Linked DNA regions of Homo sapiens: region 1 is linked to region 2. A link is a contact called in ENCODE Hi-C data. All regions are on one chromosome and are shown on one strand. The core of a region is the stretch at or near the end of the contact, and the rest is flanking DNA. Distances in the headings are between cores, read along the strand shown.

Evidence for each region. A loop is a pair of places that touch in the nucleus more often than their neighbours do. Pooled maps may share reads with other maps.
Region 1: a loop to region 2 is called in a pooled map, with 13 times the contacts of the local background. The contact joins the promoter of VPS37D here to the promoter of HIP1 in region 2. A Hi-C loop is called at or near these places in 5 of 50 pooled maps.

The regions. Positions count from the first base shown.
Region 1 is chr7:73,665,846-73,670,580 of GRCh38, forward strand. VPS37D (VPS37D subunit of ESCRT-I) reads left to right here and starts at 1,986. Exons shown (of 4, transcript NM_001077621.2): 1 at 1,986-2,251; 2 at 3,574-3,745; 3 at 4,175-4,257. The coding sequence starts at 2,114. RefSeq lists silencers at 1,597-1,646, 1,657-1,756, 1,867-2,166 and an enhancer at 2,148-3,143.
Region 2 is chr7:75,736,462-75,741,061 of GRCh38, forward strand. It overlaps HIP1 (huntingtin interacting protein 1), which reads right to left and starts at 2,480. Exons shown (of 31, transcript NM_005338.7): 1 at 2,340-2,480. The coding sequence starts at 2,459. RefSeq lists a silencer at 2,268-3,257.

The DNA of each region.
Region 1 (4,735 bases), core at 736-3,235, 2.1 Mb before region 2:
CTCAGTTGTCGTTGTTGTTTTTTGAGACGGGGTCTTGCTCCATTTCCCAGGCTGGAGTACAGTGGCAAAATCATAGGTCACTGCAGCCTCAACCTCCTGGGCTCAAGTGATCCTCCCACCTCAGCCTCCTGAGCAGCTGGGGCTACAGGCACGAACCACCACGGCCGGCTACTTTATTTTTTATGTTTGGCAGAGATGGGGGTCTCATTGTGTTGCCCAGGCTGGGTCACTCATTGTCTGACTTAATTTCTGAGTGTCTATTTCCTGAGATGGGGACAATGGCTTAACCTATTTGTAAAGACAAGGTACAGGACATATCGGGGATCACATGGGAATCACAAAGCCATCATGAGGTGACACCTGCCATTTGTCTTATACTAGAATTAGTTGAGTGGGAATGGGACTCTGCCTTAATCCATGAACTCCCTGAGGGCAGGGACAGTGTCCCCACAGGGCCTAACCCAGTGTTCAGCGCAGAGCGGCATCGTATGCTCTGTGGACACTGTACAAATGAGAAGAAACGGGACTGTATCATTTACCTGTAATGTGACTTTGGGGAGGCGACATCATCTCTTTTTTTTCTTTTTTTTCTTTGTTTGAGACGGAGCACGGAGTCTCTGTCGCCCAGGCTGGAGTGGAGTGGTGCTATCTCGGCTCACTACAACCTCCGCCTCCCAGGTTCAAGCGATTCTCCTGCCTCAGCCACCTGAGTAGCTGGAATTACAGGCGCCCACCACCACGCCCGGCTAATTTTTGTTGGTCAGGTTGGTCTCAAACTTCTGACCTCAAATGATTCACCCACCTTGGACTCCCAAAGTGCTGGGATTACAGGCATGGGCTACCGTGCCCGGCCTCTGTGATGCTTCTGCATGTCTAAAATAACAAGTGGGTATTGACCTACTATGTGTATTCATTATAACATTGCTAGCCATATCACTATCCCTCAGCATTTTAATTTTACTTTTATAGAGATGGGGTCTTGCTGTGTTGCCCAGGCTGGTCTCAAAACTGAGCTCAAGCAATCTCCCACCTCTGCCTCCTGAGTAGCTAGGACTACAGACGCATGCCACCATGTCCGGATACTTTTTAAAAGCATTTAAATACTTTTAAAAATTGTTCTTTTCACTCTTTTTTTTTTTTTTTTTGAGACGGAGTCTCGCTCTGTCACCCAGCCTGGAGTGCAGTGGCGCGATCTCCGCTCACTGCAAGCTCCGCCTCCCGGGTTCACGCCATTCTCCTGCCTCAGCCTCGCGAGTAGCTGGGACTACAGGCGCCCGCCACCACGCCCGGCTAATTTTTTTTGTATTTTTAGTAGAGACGGGGTTTCACCATGTTAGCCAGGATGGTCTCGATCTCCTGACCTCGTGATCCGCCCGCCTCGGCCTCCCAAAGTGCTGGGATTACAGGCGTGAGCCACCGCGCCCGGCCTCTTTTCACCCTTTTGACAATTTTTAAATTTTTTTAAATAGAGACGGGGGTCTTGTTATGTTGCCCAGGCTGGTCTCAAACTCCTGGCCTCAAGCGATCCTCCCTTCTCGGTCTCCCAAATCGCTGGAATTACAGGAGAGAGCCACCGCGCCCGGCCAGCAAGTCAGCGCTCACCATCTCCAACCCCATTTTACAGAAGAGAAAACTGAGGCTTGGGGAGGGCTGCAAGGCAGGAGCCCTCGGCGCCCGGCCAAAGTCAGAAATTTGTTGTTGCCATCCGAGGGGAAAACGTGCACGGGCTCTGCAAATTGTAACCGCCCGGGGTGGGAGAGTCCGTGCCTGGGGGCGTGGTGAGCCAGGGCCGGTGCTGGGGCGCAGAGCAGGGCGGCTCAGATTCCGGGAGGGGCGGGGAGATCGGGTTGCTGGGCGATCCTGGGGTGCTGGAGGCGGCGCGGCGCGGCCGGGGCGGGGAGGGGTGCGGCCCGCCTCCTCCCTGCCCCACCCCCAGCCCCGGCGCCGCGGCTCCTTTAAGAGCGGGAGGGGCGCCCCCTGGCGGCGGAGCGGTGCGTGCGGCCGGAGCCGGAGCGGATCCTGGAGCCGGAGCGGAGCGGAGCGGAGCGGAGCCGGGGCGGAGCGGGCCGAGCGGGCCGAGCCAGCAGCCGAGCTGGGGGCGCGGGCGGGCGGCATGTACCGGGCCCGGGCGGCGCGGGCGGGGCCGGAGCCCGGCAGCCCGGGGCGCTTTGGGATCCTCAGCACCGGGCAGCTCCGGGACCTGCTTCAGGATGAGCCCAAGCTGGACCGGATCGTGCGGCTCAGCAGGAAGGTAGCGCGGGGGGCTCGAGCGGGGGGCGCGGGGGACGGGCAGCGGCCTGCGGGACCTGCCGCTCGAGGGAAGGGCCGCGCGGGCCGGGCCGCGGGGCCGCCCGTGGGCGCGGAGCCTGGCACGTACGAGTGGGCCCCGCGGAGCCACCCCCGGGGGAGGGGGCGCTTGGAGCTGGCCTGGGGCGGGTGGGGCGCCGGGGACCCGAGGGGGGCGCCTGTGCACCCCCAGGATGGCCGCGAGGCGTGTCCTACAGCGGATGCTCCGGGGAGGTGTGTTCCGGGGGGCTGTGTTGTGGGGGGCCCTGGCTCGCACACCCACGTTCTGTAAGGGCCAGAAAGAGGAGGCGCCTTCCACTGGGAGAACTAGGGGCCTGTCTGACACCTGGAGGGGCCGTTGGGGGTTCACGCATTCTGGGGGCGCAAGAGGGGGCTTTGTGCCTGGCGTTGGGGAGGGGTGCTGGAAGCTGCCGTGTGTATTGCATAGGCCACCGTAAGAGAAAGTTGTATATTTCACGGGAGATAGGCCCGGGCTGGTTGTCTGTGGGGGGCAGAAAGGGCAAGTGTGTGTTGAAAGCAGGCAGGCGAGGAGGGGCTTGTGCATCCCACAAGGGACAGATGGAGGGGAGTGCGTTCTCCAGGGGCAGGGAGGGGAGGTTGGGCCCTGCTAGAGACAAGGAAAAAGCCTTCTCCAGGGCCGGGGCTGCTGTAAGCCCGGAGCAGGGAGGAAAAGGGGGTGTGTATTCCTTGGGGTGTGAGGATTCCACTGGAGGCAGAGGAAGGGGTGGGAAGGGAAGAGAGGGTGACCCGAGGGGGTGCTGTGAGGGGACGGGGTGCAGACACCCCTCTGGAGAGGATGAGCAGGGGGTGGGAGTGTTTTCGGTGCAAACACCTGAGGAGGAAACAGACAAAGGCCTGGAGTGAGAGGGAAGCTGTCCATGCATGGAAAATGGGGCAGAGGAGGGAGGGGCACTCCTCCGGGACCTGAGCAGACATATTAATTGAAAAATTAAAAATTAACTAACATTTGTAGAGGCCTTTATAGTTTTCCTCACTTAAGTCTCTCAACAACCCCATAAGGTGGATGTTTTTTAACTCGATTTGTAAAAGAGGAAACTGAGGCCAGAGAGGGAGCTCAGGGCAGAGCCAGTTCTGGTCCCGGCCTGTCATCGTCCCTTCACCTGTTGGGTTCACCACCCTGAAGGGGTGCCTGACAGGTGCCTTTGGCCTGGCCCTCAGGCACGGTCGCCCAGTAGGGTGGACGGGGCAGTAGGGTGGACAGGGCAGATCCCCTGAGCGGGCCTCTTAGCTCCTCTCTGCCCGCAGTTCCAGGGCCTGCAGCTGGAGCGTGAGGCCTGCCTGGCCTCCAACTACGCGCTGGCCAAGGAGAACCTGGCCCTGCGGCCCCGCCTGGAGATGGGCCGGGCTGCCCTGGCCATCAAATACCAGGAGCTTCGTGAGGTGGCCGAGAACTGCGCGGACAAGCTGCAGCGACTGGGTGAGGGCACGTCTGGGAGAACCCCCTGGGGCTGGTGGGGGCAGTTGGCCATCCGGTGGGTTGGCCTTGGGAAGTGCCAGGCTCTGATGGATGGGAGTTGGGCGGACCTGCTCCTGGCTTGCTGGGCAGTAGAGTTGAGGAAGTGAGAGGAAGTGGGGAGGGTTGGGTGGGAGAAAGGGGACCCAATACGCAGGGTCCCCCTGAGATGCTGAGGGGGACAAAGCCTCCCCTGTCTCTTTTGTACTAGGACGAGGAGCAGAAACTTGGTAGGGGCCGGATCCACAAAGCGGTCACATGGGCACGGTACAGATGAGGAAACTGAGGCTCTAGACCAGGGGAAAGGGAAATATAGAATCACATGGGGTCAGCGGGAGAGTGCAAGCCCGGGGCCCTGGCCTGTCTGTCACTCTGTCCCTCTGTGGCCCTCAGAGGAAAGCATGCATCGCTGGAGTCCCCACTGCGCGCTGGGCTGGCTGCAGGCTGAGCTAGAAGAGGCGGAGCAGGAGGCAGAGGTGAGGGGAGGGGTGGCTGGGGCTGGGGGCCAGGAGGGAGACCCATTCTCTGCCACCCCCTGGCTCATTCTTACACCTCAGGCTGGGGAGCCCCTCCTCTGGGAAGTCCACCCTGAATGCCTGGCGCATGCCAGAGCCTAGCATTGCTGTCCACCAGCACTGGACAGCCAGCAGGGCTCACTTTCCTACCTGTGAATTTTTTTCGGGCTCCCCTGTGACTGGGCTAGGGCAGCGTGGATCTGGGGCTACAGAGGAGCTGGGGCAGACTTTGTGCTGGGTTGGGAGTGCAGCGATCAGTGAGCTGAAGGTGGTGGGCTCCCGAAGGACATGTTAAGTCTATACTTCACATATGTCCCTGCCTCTGCTCCTGCCTCATCTCTGATCCAGCAGGTCTGGTGATGGCATCCTTATTTTAGAAGTTAGGGCTGGGCACAGTGGCTCACGCCTGTAATCCCAGCACTTTGGGAGACCGAGGCGG
Region 2 (4,600 bases), core at 1,230-3,729:
GTCCCAGCACTTTGGGAGGCAGAAGCAGAAGAATCACTTGACGCCAGGAGTTTGAGACCAGTCCGGGCAACACAGTGAGACCCCCATCTCTATGAAAATATAAAAATAAAAGGAATATACACACTGTTTCATGGAGCAAGAAGCCTCATGTAACTAGGCAGCTAGCAGAGGCACTAACATCCAAGACCAATGGAAAACTTCCTTCTTTTCAGGGGTCGGGTCCATGAAACCAGAGAACAAGCCTCAAACCTAGCTGGATCCTGGGAGGCAGAAGTGAAATGACCATTTCCCACTTCCCTCCTGGGGTAGGATAACCAGGTAGAGAAGACTCCCTGCTTCACACCATCCAGACACACCTGCATGGAGGCACTTTCTTTTTTTCTTTTTCTTTTTTTTTTTTGTAGAGACAGGGTCCCACTGCTTCACACTATCCAGACACACCTGCGCGCGGTTTTCTTTCTTTTTTTCACTTTTTTGTAGAGATAGAGTCTCACTCTGTCACCCAGGCTGGAGTGCAGTGGCACGATCATAGCCCACTGCAGCCTCAGCCTCCTGGCTCAAGTGACCCTCATGCCTCAGCCTCTCAAACAGCTGGGACTATAGGTGTATGCCACCACACGAGGATAATTTTAAAATTTTTTCAAAATAGAGGCGGGATCTCAGTGTGTTGTCTAGGCAGGTATCGAACTCCTGGGATCAAGTGATCCTCCCACCTTGGCCTCCCAAAGTACGGGGATTACAGGTGTGAGCTAATGCACCCAGCCTAATTTTTTTATTTTTTGTAGAGACAGGGTCGCACTATGTTGCCCAGGTGGGGGGCCAAAGGTTTTCAGAATAAGAAGAGGGGATGAAGTCCTCTGGGGGTGAAAAGCTTTATTCTTTTTTATTATTATTATTTTGAGACGGAGTTTCGCTCTTGTTGCCCAGGCTGGAGTGCAGTGGCGCCATCTCGGCTCACTGCAACCTTCACCTCCCAGATTCAAGCAATTCTGCTGGCCTCAGCCTCCCAAGTAGCTGGGATTACAAGCGTCTGCAACCACGCCCAGCTAATTTTTTGTATTTTTAGTAGAGACAGGGTTTCACCATGTTGGCCAGGCTGGTCTCAAACTCCTGACGTCAGGTGATCCACCCGCCTCGGCCTCCCAAAGTGCTGGGATTACAGGTGTGAGGTACCGCGCCCGGCCAAAAGCTCTATTCTTTGAAAGATTCCATATACAGAACCTTCAGTCAGATTCTCACTGTCTTTTCTAACTAAAATCCCAAAGCCCTTTCCCTCCAACTGTGTTTGGGGGAAGTATTCCTCGCATAACACATCAGGGGACCAGCCTCTGGAGAGGGGGACCCAAATGGATCTTCAAAGGTTCCACTCTGAGCACAAGAGTGTAGAAGAAATCTGCCCCTCCAGCATTGGCACTGGGATTAAAAGAAGCGTTGTACTCTTTGAAATGGATTTTACATACAAATGAATTGATGAACACCATCAACATGTCAGCTTAATTCAGCCCAATCAATACACCAGGCATTAAAAACTCGGAGAAAAAAATGGATTGTGGCTTTTTGTTGATGACACTGAGGAATTTTGGCCCCAAGCCCTGGCCAGGCAGGACAAATAGGGCAGTCTGCCTATTAGCTGTCAGGCACATCTTGGGGGATAAAACCAAGACCCCAAGTCAGGGCTCAGGGGCACCATGGTCTCCACTTTAGCCCCCAAAGTAATTTTCCCACAAAGTGGCCACACTTTGCATTTCCTACATTCCTTTTCCCTGCTCCGACCCCTTCCGCCCGGCCTCAGAGCTGACAGCTGGGGCTGGCCAGAGCCAAGCAAGAGGCATCGAGAAAGGGGGATGCTAAGGGGTGGGGGGTGGGAAGGGATGTCAATGCAACCAAGAAGTGATCGGAGGGGAAGAGAGGTCCCCTCACCCTTCACATTCCCAGCCCGGCGCCCCCACTCTCCGCCCCCACACTTGAGCCTCCAAGTGGCTCCCGTGCGCTTCCCTTGTTTAGGGGCAACCCTTCCATTCCGCCCCTTTTCAGTTCCTTCCCCTCTCACCTCATCTTGGGACTCCTGCCCGGTACCCAGCCGATCAGGCTCCTCTTGGCCACGCATCCTGCCATCTCCTCCGAGCCCGCCTCTGCCCTTCTCCCCAGGCCAGCTGGGGTACCCTGGGGTCCCCGACCTTCCTGGGATCGCCCAGATCTGCACGTCAATGCCCCCGCTCACTACACCCTCGCCCCGTCTTCAACTGGGGCCTGCAAGACTCCTACTCCCTTCAAAGCCCCTCCCGGACACCGCGTCCCTCAGGGTGCCCCAGGGATGCCCCGGGGTCCCCCGTCCTCACCTGAGTCCGCTCGAAGCTCTCGCGCTCCGCCGCCTCCAGCCCAGCGCCGACCCCGCGCCGGCTCAGCACCTTGGGCAGTGGGTTGGGCACCTGCTTCATGGAGCTGGCCATCCGATCCATGTCGCCGCGAGGAGCCGAGTCAGGGGCCCTCGGCTGCCCCGGGATCCCCACGGCGCCGCCCGCCCCGCCCTACCCGCGGGGATCCGGCGCTAACGGGACGGCTCCCGCCTGCCATTGGCTGTGAGTTCTGCCAGTCTTCCAGAGACCCCGCCCCTCGCCGAACGGCTTCCCCGCCCGCCCCCGCCCCTTCAGGAGCCCCTCCGCTGGCTCGGCCCCGACTAGCCTCTCGGGGCCTCGAGGCGCGTGGTGACTGGTCTGGAGTCCTGTCAGTCACCGTGGTCCCGCCGTTCTAGGCAGGGCCGGGGCGGGGTGCGGACGGGGCGAGGCCTGGATGGGGCGTGGCCTGGGCGGGCTGCCCTGATATGCCCTCGCTCGCCCCGCCCCCGCCCGCGCACCGCCCTCTCCTCCCCTCGGCCGCAGTCCCCGCGCGCCCCGAGCGTGCTGCCCTCCGCCAAGCGCCGCCCACTACCCTGCCCGCTCCTGCAGGGGGCTATCCCGCGACGGCCCGTGGAGATGGGCGGGGATGACGCGGGCCGGGCAGTGGGGCCTCCCCCGGGGGAATCCCAGCCCGCCTGCGAATAGCCCGTTAGCTCCTTCCGGGCCTGGGACCCGGGAGCGCCGGACTGACCAGCCCTGCGGCCGCAGCCCGGGAAAGCGCAGCCCCGCGGGCGGGGCGCAGCGTGGGCGCCTGGCCGGATCCGGCTCAATGGGTGGCCGCCCCCACCCAGCTCCCAGGCTTCCCCGTCCTGCACTTCTCCATTCTGCCCCTGCCCATGCCCTCTGCAAGGATCGCAGAGCCCAGGTCCCGGAGTTCGGGGCTGAGTCCGCGGGCACCTCCCGGGACCTGCCTCCCAAACCTCATCAAAGGAACCCGTCAGAGCTTATTTGTTGGTAGAAAGCCCTGTAGACACTTTCGGTTTATCTTAGGCTCTGAGCCGCGCGTCCCATCCTGCTCAGACGTCAGCCAGGGTACCAGCAAGCAGAGAGAAGTGTGATGCTTAGCAGGAGTGCTGGAGAAAGTTAAAAGTTTTCCGTTAAACTCCAATTTAGGTGTGTTTTTGTTTTTGTTTTTGTTTGTTTTTTTTTTTTTTTTTGGTTTCATTTGGAGTCAGTCTCCCTCTGTCGCCCAGGCTGGAGTGCAGATCGTAACACACTGGGACCTTGAGCTCCTGGGTCCTAGCGATTTTCCTGCCTCGGCCTCTCGAGTAGCTGGGACTACAGATGCACGCCACCAAGCCTGGCTATCTTTTTTGCAGAGATGGAGTCTTTCTATGTTGCCCAGACTGGTCTCGAACTCGTGGCCTCAAGCAAGCCTCCCACCTTGGCCTCCCAAAGTACTGTGATTACAGACATGAGCTACAGCACCCGGCATAGATGTATTTTTTAAAAGTTATTTGAAACTCGGAGTAATGAATGGCACCTTTAGGCCTAACAATTTGGTGATTCGTGTGTGTGTGTGTGTGTGTGTGTGTGTTGTAAATTTGGCCAGGTGCGGTGGCTTACACCTGTAATCTCAGCGCTTTGGGAGGCTGAGGCAGGCGGATCGTTTGAGCTCTGAACTTTGAAACCAGCCTGGGCAACATAGCAAGACTCCATCTGTACAAAAAATTTTAAAATTAGCTGGGCGTGGTGGTGCAAGCCTGTAGTCCCAGCTACTCACAAGGCGGGAGGATTACTTGAGCCAGGGAGGCAGAGGTTGCAGTGAGCAGAGATCGCGCCACTGCACTCCAGCCTGGGAGACAGAGCGAGACCCCGTCTCAAAAAAATATATACATATTTCTTTGTAGTGAGGGGTATGTTGCTGGATTGCCCAGGCTGGTCATGATCTCCTGGGCTCAAATGATCCTACCACCTCAGCCTCCCAAAGCACTGGGATTACAGGTGTGAGCCACCCTGCCCTGCCTGTTTTTTTTTTGTTTTTGTTTTTATTTTTTTTAATAAGAGCGTTTGGTAAAAATTCACACATTCAATAGAGAAGTGAAAGAGGGGTGGGCATTTGCGGTTACTAAGGAGCCACTGAAGACTTTTGCTCAGATGTGTGCACTGAGGAGCTTGTATTGTGGGGATGGATTATGGGGGCCTGATGGAAGGGAGGAAATCAGTGGGGAGACTCTAGCGTAGATGAGAGATGATGAGGGCCT